Regions from separate parts of the Homo sapiens genome. Here all the other regions are linked to region 2. The links are chromatin contacts, found by Hi-C or POLR2A ChIA-PET in ENCODE. All regions are on one chromosome and are shown on one strand. The core of a region is the stretch at or near the end of the contact, and the rest is flanking DNA. Distances in the headings are between cores, read along the strand shown.

Region 1 (2,949 bases), core at 1-2,500, 80 kb before region 2:
CAGGAGGCTGAGGCAGGAGAATCGCTTGAACCCAGGAAGCGGAGGTTGCAGGGAGCGAGATCGTGCCATTGCACTCCAGCCTGGGCAACAAGAGCGAAATTCCATACACACACACACACACACACATACACACACACACACACATTAGCCAGATGTGGTGATGGGCGCCTGTAATCCCAGTTACTCGGGAGGCTGAGGCAGGAGAATCACTTGAACTCTGGAGGCAGAGGTTACAGTGAGCCAAGATCGTGTCATTGCACTCCAGCCTGGGTGGCAGAGTGAAACTCCAAAAAAAAAAAAGAAAGAAGCCGGGCGCGGTGGCTCACGCCTGTAATCCCAGCACTTTGGGAGGCCGAGGCGGGCGGATCACGAGGTCAGGAGATTGAGACCATCCTGGCTAACACAGTGAAACCCTGTCTCCACTAAAAATACAAAAAATTAGCCGGGCGTGGAGGCGGGCGCCTGTAGTCCCAGCTACTCGGGAGGCAGAGCTTGCAGTGAGCGGAGATCGCGCCACTGCACTCCAGCATGGGAGTCAGCGAGACTCCGTCTCAAAAACAAAAAAAAAGAAAGAAAGAAAGAAAGCGGGAAGGCAGGAGAGACAGAGAGAGAGAAAAACAGAGAGAGAGAGAAGGGAGGGAGGGGGGAGGGAGGGAGACAGAGAGAGAGAAGGAGAGGAAGGGAGGGAGGGAGGGAAAAAGAGAAAGAAAAAAGAAAAGAAAGGAAAGGAAGGAAGGAAGGAAGAAGGAAAGAGAAAGCAAGCAAGCAAGCAAGCAAGCAAGCAAGCAAGCAAGCAAGCAGGTCGGCACTGGGACTTCTCCACGGGATGCAGTGATGTGAGTGGACAAACTCAAGTTTCTGGCAGCCCTCGAGGCAAGTCCCAGGTCTGATGCCCGGTGGCCACCAGGTGGCGCTGAAGTCTAAGCTGAGAACCTTCACTAAGGGGCCGTTCCGTGGCAGGGCCGAAGCGTCCACCAAGAGACGCTCCAAGAACACTTGGCTTCAGCGTTTGCCTTCTAGGGGCGACCTTGAAGTGGGGGAGGGGTCTCCAGTGAGAGGCATCAGGCATAGGACCAGGGGCCGGACCCTGCGTTGTCTCTGGCCTCGGTCTTCTCATCTGTCCATAGGGTGTGGATTCACTGTCCAGGTTCCTCTAGCTCAGACCCTTCCTCTGTGGGCAGAATCAGGGCAGGAGGAAGGAGGACGGAAAAGGGGAAGAGGCTCAACTTTCCTCCTCTCTTCTGCTCTCCAGGGCCCTTCCCTTGGGGCAAGGACATGTGGCTTCCGGGGTGTGTTCCTGGTGCCCACACATTCGAGAACTTGCCATTGACAGGCTATAGGCATTATCATTCTGCTGTGATGAGGTGGAAACAATTGTATCCCATCGAAGTCATCTTGCAGGGCTTGGGGAACTCGTGGAAGAGGTGGGGAGGTGGGGAAATCAATCTTTTTTTTTTCTTTTTTTCTTTTCTTTCTTTCTTTTTTTTTTTTTTTTTTTTTTTTGAGACGATGTTTCGCTGTTGTTGCCCAGGCTGGATTGCAATGGCGCGATCTTGGCTCACCGCAACCTCCTCCTCCCGGGTTCAAGTGATTCTCCTGCCTCAGCCTCCCAAGTAGCTGGGATTACAGGTGCCTGCCACTACACCCTGTTAATTTTGTATTTTTAGTAGAGATGGGGTTTCTCCATGTTGGTCAGGCTGGTCTCAAACTACCGACCTCAGGTGATCCACCCGCCTCGGCCTCCCAAAGTGCTAGGATTACAGGCGTGAGGCACCGCGCCCAGCCAGAAATGTATTTTTTTAAACAAACAAATGTGAAAACCGTTATTAGTTCAGGGGCCAAAAAAAAACAAAAAAAACAGGCCATCAGCCATGCTTCCAGCAGGCCAGAGTTCACAGACCCTTGATATAGAGGAAAACTCATGATAAGCCACTTGGGATCTCAAGTATTCATTTAAGAGAGGAGACTCAGGGAAAGATGCTGACCCGTGAAGGTCATCACTTTCCTTCCTTAATGCAAAACACACACGTACAAAAAACACGGGCCATCATCTGCTGCGCATGCGTCCAAGGCAGAGCTCCGCTTGGCCCAGAAGCCCAAGACCGCAAATCACCAGCAAGAATGCATTTTACTGCACACATCAAAGGTGGAAATGGGTAAAGTTGGCCGGGCGCAGTGGCTCACGCCTGTAATCCCAGCACTTTGGGAGGCCGAGGTGGGTGGATCACTTGAGGTCTGGAGTTCAAGACCAGCCTGGGCAACATGGCAAAACCCTGTCTCTACTAAAAATACAACAGTTAGGCCAGGCGCGGTGGCTCACGCCTGTCATCCCAGCACTTTGGGAGGCCAAGGTGGGTGGATCACGAGGTCAAGAGTTAGAGACCAGCCTGGCCAATATGGTGAAACCCCGTCTCTACTAAAAAAATACAAAAATTAGCTGGGCATGGTGGCGCACGCCTGCAATCCCAGCTACTCGGGAGGCTGAGGCAGGAGAATCGCTTGAACCTGGGAGGCGGAGGGTGCAATGAGCTGAGATCGTGCCACTGCACTCCAGCCTGGGCAACACAGAGAGATTCTGTCTCAAAAATAATAATAATAATAATACAAAAATTAACCAGGTGTGGTGGCAGGTGCCTGTAATCCCAGCTACTCAGGAGGCTGATATGGGAGTATTGCTTGAGCCCAGGAGGTCAAGACTGCAGTGAGCCATGATCACACTACTGCACTCCAGCCAGGTGACAGAGTGAGACCCTGTCTCAAAAATAAATAAAAATAAATTAGCTGACCATGGTGGTACACACCTGTAGTCCCAGCTTCTCGGGAGACTGATATGGGAGAATCCCTTGAGCCCAGGAGGTTGTTGAGGCTGCAGTGAGTGAGCTATGACACTGGGTGACAAAGCAAGATCCTATCTCAAAAAAAAAAAAAAAAAAAGTGGAAGCACCTCGT
Region 2 (3,048 bases), core at 522-3,021:
AAACAGGTAAAACCACATTGTTTTTGAGAAGATGGGTTAAAACCAGTTACAAGTGACTAATATTAAAATTTACTCTCTAAGAAGTGATGAGTAAAATGGTTTTATCAAGTCTTGTGTTTTATTAATGGCATGAAATATAGAAAAGCAGGCTTAGAGATACTATTTTTTACAGTTGGATAAACTTTTGTACACAGTAGAAATCTGATTTTGCCATGTGTTTTTTTGTTTATGAGGGAGAAGTGTTCAATGACTTTTTCCCAAAGATTTTTTTTTTTCATTCAGTGAATTACAAAATGTGCTAGAAAAATATAATGGAAATGTACCTTGCATGGTGGCTTATGCCTGTAATCCCAGCACTTTAGAAGGCCAAAGCAGGTGGATGGCTTGAGCCTAGGAGCCTAGGCTGCAGTGAGCCATGATCATGCCATTGCACTCCAGCCTGGGCAACAGAGTGAGACCCTGTCAAAAAAAAAAAACCATGGAAATTATAACTGACATGTTCTGCCATTCACGTGCCACAATTCAAGACCTGCTATGTGATTTTCTCCTGAATGCCAGTCTTTGTTTTCTTCTGAGGAAATGAAGGTGATCAGTGATAAGCCCCCTGGTCTTCATTCAGGGTTGAAGGGAATAGTGAAAACTGTGAACGTGTACAACTTGTGGTTACTAAGAGTGAGACTTTGACTGCGAATTAGGCAAAAGGTGTAAGTCTTTTACTTTTTTTTTTTGAGACGGAGTCTCACTGTGTCACCCAGGCTGGAGTGCAGTGGTGCAATCTCGGCTCACTGCAACCTCTGCCTCCTGGGTTCGAGATTCCCCTGCCTCAGCCTCCCCAGTAGCTGGGACTACAGGTGCGTGCCACCACACCCATCTAATTTTTTGTATTTTTAGTAGAGACGGGGTTTCACTGTGTTAGACAGGATGGTCTCGATCTCCTGACCCTGTGATCCACCCGCCTCAGCCTCCCAAAGTGCTGGGATTACAGGTGTGAGCCACCACACCTGGCCAGCGCCCAGCTAATTTTTGTATTTTTAGTAGAGATGGGGTTTCTCCATGTTGGCCAGGCTGGTGTCGAATTTCTGACCTCAGGTGATCTGCCTGCCTCGACCTCCCAAGTGCTGGGATCACAGACAGAGCCACCGTGCCCGGCCCGTCTTTTACATTTTACATATTTTAGCTGTTTAGGGAACAGCTTCGCCCGTAAGTTTTTTTCTTCTCTTCTTTTAAAATGATGGCTGAGATACACACATTCTTTACATTACTTTTGATGTGAACGAAGGTCATTTCAGTAGACTTGCACATTTAGAGTATGCCAGCAACTTACTCAATATTGCGATAGGTGGAATTTACGGTCTGGCGTCTGAATTGTAGCTTATCCTCAACCATCAAAATTCCTACCCAAATTTCTTGTGTTCCAAACTTAAGAATTGTTGTGTTTCATTGCCAATAACATGGCTTTTTCCTAAAGTGATACATATTTTTAAGTAATTCATTTCTTGGGCAAATATTTACTGCCAGAGACTGTCACAGGTCCTGGGGCTATATCAGTAAATAAACAAAAACCCTTGTTCTTATAGAGCTTGCTTTGTAGTTAGGGTAGGGGAGAGAAGAATTAATAGAAAGTGTAGAGTGCTGTGTGGAAACTAGAACAGGGAAAGAGGATAAAATAAGGAGTGTGTAAGGGGGTGGGGTTTCATTAAAAATAGGGTGACAGTGGACCGAGGAACTCAGGTGAATGAGTGAATCATGCAGAGGTTAGGTGAGGCAAGCACAAGGGCCCTGAAATGGGGCTGACCTGAACGCTGGAGGGAGGTGGCAGAGCGGTTAGCTGAAGGTTGGAGAGAGATGCTGGTTAAAGCCCCTGAACGCTGGAGGGAGGTGGCACAGCACTTAGCTGAAGGTTGGAGAGAGATGCTGGTTAAAGCCCCTGCGGTGGCAGAGCGGTTAGCTGAAGGTTGGAGAGAGATGCTGGTTAATTCTGAAGGACCCTATAGGCCATCACACAGGCCATTGCTCTGAGTGAGAATGGGAAGCTGTTGGTATAGTGACATGATGTGACTCACATTTTTCCAGGATTACTTCTGCCTGCTGGGTTGAGAGTAGATACAATAGGGAAGGTATTTTCCATAGTACCCCAGCACATGCATTTTTATTAAACATTTGTGGCTGAAATGAAAGCTTCACCAACAATAACCCTATTTTATTTTTTGTTTCTGTTAGGAAAAATGAGTGCTGGTTATGTTCCACTAGATCTATTTCATGACTGTGTGACTTACGGTTGAAAAACACTGCCAAATAGAATATAGCCTCTGACTTAGTGGACAAGAAGTAAAATTGAGGTTTGTGTATGAAAGCAAAGTGAACACAATGTAAAATAAAAAAAGAATAAAAACTTAAAAATCAACATTATGTATATGTATATATACTTAGCTTTAAAAAACCCAAATAATCAAATACCAGTGATTCAAGAGGCCTAATAGTGAACAATGCATTCAGTGAAGGATAATGAAGAATTCCCCAGAGGCAACTGCTTTTTAAAACCTTTTAGGTTCAGATCTCCTGGGGGCTTAACTCCATGCTTCTAAATAATATATTTATAGTGTTTATGTTTTGGTTTATCAACTTTAGACATTCTCTGTTGACTTCTTGCTATGACAGATGTTTTCAGTCCCACTTCTCACTACTGATCTCCCTCGTACGACGGTCACTGAACTGGCGCCTCTCTGGGGTTCTGCCCAGAAGATTAGCCTTCCTCCTTCGCTGCAGCTCCTCTGTGAGTATTCTGCTCTCTGCTCCCTCCACTCTGCTTACTCAGTTCACGTTCTTCCATCCGTTTTCATCTTTCAGAGCCATGGGCAATCCACCTGGTCTTTTTAATATACTTTAAATTAAAAAGTTATTTTTTAATTTCTTTAGAAAAATTTATTTAACTTCTTAGGAGGGAAGAGGAGATAAGCACATGTGCCCGCACTGACACCTTGAACTAGAAGACACGATTAGGCCAAAGCTTTTTGTTGTCAAAAGTGTGTAGTGTATGTGTTTTAAGAG
Region 3 (2,899 bases), core at 45-2,544, 120 kb after region 2:
GCTATTCTCTTTTCTTTCACTGGTCTGTTACCTGAAATTACATAATCGTATAAACTGAAAAATTAAATATGAAATAATATAATCCAATGTCCAAACTTTCAGCTTTCCTTCCCTTTCTGTTTCCCTTGACATTTTACTCTATTTTCTGATATATCAAGTTGAATGAAATCCTTAGTCATAGTCTCTTTGTTGGAAACAATGAGTGCCTAAATGAATATGTGAAAATATTGTCCAAATAAGTGTCATAGCCAGTGTTCCAGAGATCTCACTTCATTTAAGTTACTGCATTTTAGGTTGTCAAGGAGATAGCATGCTGTGTTTTTATATTACATTTTCTCTGTTGCTCTCCCAAGTTGGCATTTTAGAACAACAGAAAACAAAACGTTCACTAAATAATGTCAGACGAGATGTCCGGGAGCGTCTTTCTATTGGAGCTGTGGCTCTTGGTAATCAGCTTGCTGATGGAGTGGCTTTTTACAGCATTTAGTGATCTTTGTATTCCCTTGGGTGCATAAAGTAATGGCTTTTCTCCTGGGTGAGTGAAGGGATGGTTTCAGTCATCAGGAGGCACTCCACCTATTGCTGTGTTTTCCCTAGAGAGACTTTGCTGCCTAGAGCTGCTTGCTGTTTTCGTCATGGGCTGGTGTTTTCCCAGGAGGGCTCACTGTGCCCCACATGAAATCAGTGGACGGCTTACTCCTGTCTGTTATTGATGTGGGTTTGAGTGCATTTTAATATCTAAATCCTATAAATAAAAAACAAAAGCAGGTCCACAGTCTATAGGTGCATACAGCATTAGGCTATTAGCAAAGCTGATTTGATTATTGAGGACATTCAGTTAACTGTTTCTTTCATTTGTTTGTTTGTTTGTTTTGGTGAGGAGTTTTGGTGATAGTGAAATCAGACTGATTTTAATTAGATTGAGTATGATTTATGTCTTTATATGTTTTCCAGACTTCCTGAGCTTTCTCCTGTTGACCTTGTCAGACTTGCTTATGTAAATTAAATTGCTTTTGTAAAAATGTCTTGGGGTTGGAGTAGTTGAGATAATTGTAATCTGTGTAATGGATTCTTTAATTAAACTGTTTGTTGTTTGTTGACCGAGTAGGCTTCATAACTGTCAACATTACCAGATGCTTAATTTTGTATTGTTAGATATGAGTATCGAGTTATTATCTGTCATGGCTTTCTTAAGAGCTGGAGTGGAAGACACCGGGAGTGGAGTCAAGGGTTGGCTTTTAAAGGGTCACAGAGTGCCCCCTGCTGTCCTTGGAAGGAATTACATGCTTGAGATAATGAAAGGGTGCTAGCGACGGGTGCGGTTCAGTGTGAAGCAGCCGTTGCTCTTTTTGTAATGTGGGGATCTCGCCGGTTTTGGAATGCTAGCACTGATTTGATGAAAAGGAAGTTTTTATAGTAAGCATCAGGAAAATCTTTTCTTTTTTTTTCTACCACGGAGGGCACACTGAAGAAAATACTCTTAATTTTTTTTTTTTTTTTTTAGAAGACAGCCTCACTGTGTCACCCTGGCTGGAGTGCAATGGCACAGTCTTGGCTCACTGCAACCTCCGCCTCCCGATTCAAGCGATTCTCCTGCCTCAGCCTCCTGAGTAGCTGGGATTACAGACGACTGCCACCACGCCCAGCTAATTTTTGTATTTTTAGTAGAGACGGGGTTTTGCCATGTTGGCCAGGTTAGTCTCAAACTCCTAGCCTCAGGTGATCCGCCCGCCTCAGCCTCCCAAAGTGCTGGGATTACAGGCGTGACCTACCGTGCCTGGCTAATCTTTTTAAAGAGATAATTAATGTATACTAAAAAAAGACAGTTAATCTTTTTCTCCTTACAAAAGTATAATACATGTTCGGTGTATGATATTTGGAGGATACAGAATGATATAAAGAAAAAAGTCATTTGTAACTAAATCATTGTTTACCTTCTGTCATTTTTCTTTTCAATAATTTTTTTTTCCCACATCCACTCAAGAGTGATATGAAAACTATACAGCAGTTTGTGGGACGTTTAAATATATGCTTGATGTTATACTTTAAAAGTCACCAACATGGTGAAACCCAGTCTCTACTAAAAATACAAAAAAATTAGCCAGGCGTGGTGGCGGGCACCTGTAATCCCAGCTACTCAGGAGGCTGAGGCAGGAGAATCGCTTGAACCTGGGAGGTGGAGGTTGTGGTGAGCCTGGATTGAGCCTTGTTGCTCCAGCCTGGGCAATATGAGTGAAAGTCCATCTCAAAAAAAAAAAAAAAAAAAGTTAGGTTTATCGTTTTTGTATCTCTGTGTCCTTTCTGTACTCTAAAGTTAAAAATAATAATTAAAAAATTCCCTTCGGGTGAAAGTCTGTCTGTCTTGCTATTTTCAAAGAGAATATAGGAACCGAGAATCTTAATTTCTAAATAAGATTACGTGTTCCTTGGTTGCGTAAATCATGTCAGTTACTATTTATAATCTATCCAAATGGCAAATGGCACTCTGGAGATCCTAGAATTGGTGACAGTGAAATGTCTGCCAGCTTTAATAAAAGATCTGCTTTCGTGAAACATATTTGAGTCCCTTGGTGCAATGTCATTTGACAGTGAAAAGGAGGAGAGTGGAATTTTCAGGTTCTCAGCAAATGCTGTAAAGGTGCTTTGTAAAGTGCTCTGCAAATGTGAGTTATTACTTCCTGAGATCATACTGTGTATTAGGCTGCCTGGTGTTAGGATGTTAGGAAGGCAGATTGAATATTAGTTGTAAAAATGGTAAAAGCTTCTGAAAGCTATCTGAAAAGAGGTTTTTTTCTGCTGGAATGCTCTGATTTCATGGCTGAGGTTAGAGTGACTTTGTCAGACATTGCTGTGGTGTGCTACAGGTTTGGAGAAACCAATGGTACAGAAAACTGAGGCT

The links. Hi-C counts contacts between places; a loop is a spot of excess contacts on that map. ChIA-PET counts read pairs that join two places held with the same protein, here RNA polymerase II (POLR2A). Pooled maps may share reads with other maps.
Region 1: a loop to region 2 is called in a pooled map, with 2.3 times the contacts of the local background. The contact joins two enhancer-like sites. A Hi-C loop is called at or near these places in 1 of 168 maps with a recorded cell type or tissue (GM11168) and 3 of 50 pooled maps. POLR2A ChIA-PET finds 5 or more read pairs at or near these places in 7 of 52 experiments (BJ, H1, HEK293 and 4 more).
Region 3: a loop to region 2 is called in a pooled map, with 2.2 times the contacts of the local background. The contact joins two enhancer-like sites. A Hi-C loop is called at or near these places in 2 of 50 pooled maps. POLR2A ChIA-PET finds 5 or more read pairs at or near these places in 4 of 52 experiments (activated B cell, activated CD4-positive, alpha-beta T cell, activated T-cell and 1 more).

Annotation. Positions count from the first base shown.
Region 1 is chr17:4,411,337-4,414,285 of GRCh38, reverse strand. No RefSeq gene overlaps it. Among named protein-coding and RNA genes, the nearest start is that of SPNS3, 21 kb to the left of the region's middle. RefSeq lists an enhancer at 1,093-1,594. Within about 2 kb of position 1,250, at least 2 of the 41 ENCODE cell types and tissues checked have a DNase peak (open chromatin) inside an H3K27ac peak, as active enhancers do.
Region 2 is chr17:4,331,499-4,334,546 of GRCh38, reverse strand. The region is part of intron 1 of UBE2G1 (ubiquitin conjugating enzyme E2 G1); the gene reads left to right. Among named protein-coding and RNA genes, the nearest start is that of UBE2G1, 34 kb to the left of the region's middle. RefSeq lists an enhancer at 478-1,391. Within about 2 kb of position 1,771, at least 2 of the 41 ENCODE cell types and tissues checked have a DNase peak (open chromatin) inside an H3K27ac peak, as active enhancers do.
Region 3 is chr17:4,213,891-4,216,789 of GRCh38, reverse strand. The region is part of intron 4 of ANKFY1 (ankyrin repeat and FYVE domain containing 1); the gene reads left to right. Among named protein-coding and RNA genes, the nearest start is that of ANKFY1, 49 kb to the left of the region's middle. Within about 2 kb of position 1,294, at least 9 of the 41 ENCODE cell types and tissues checked have a DNase peak (open chromatin) inside an H3K27ac peak, as active enhancers do.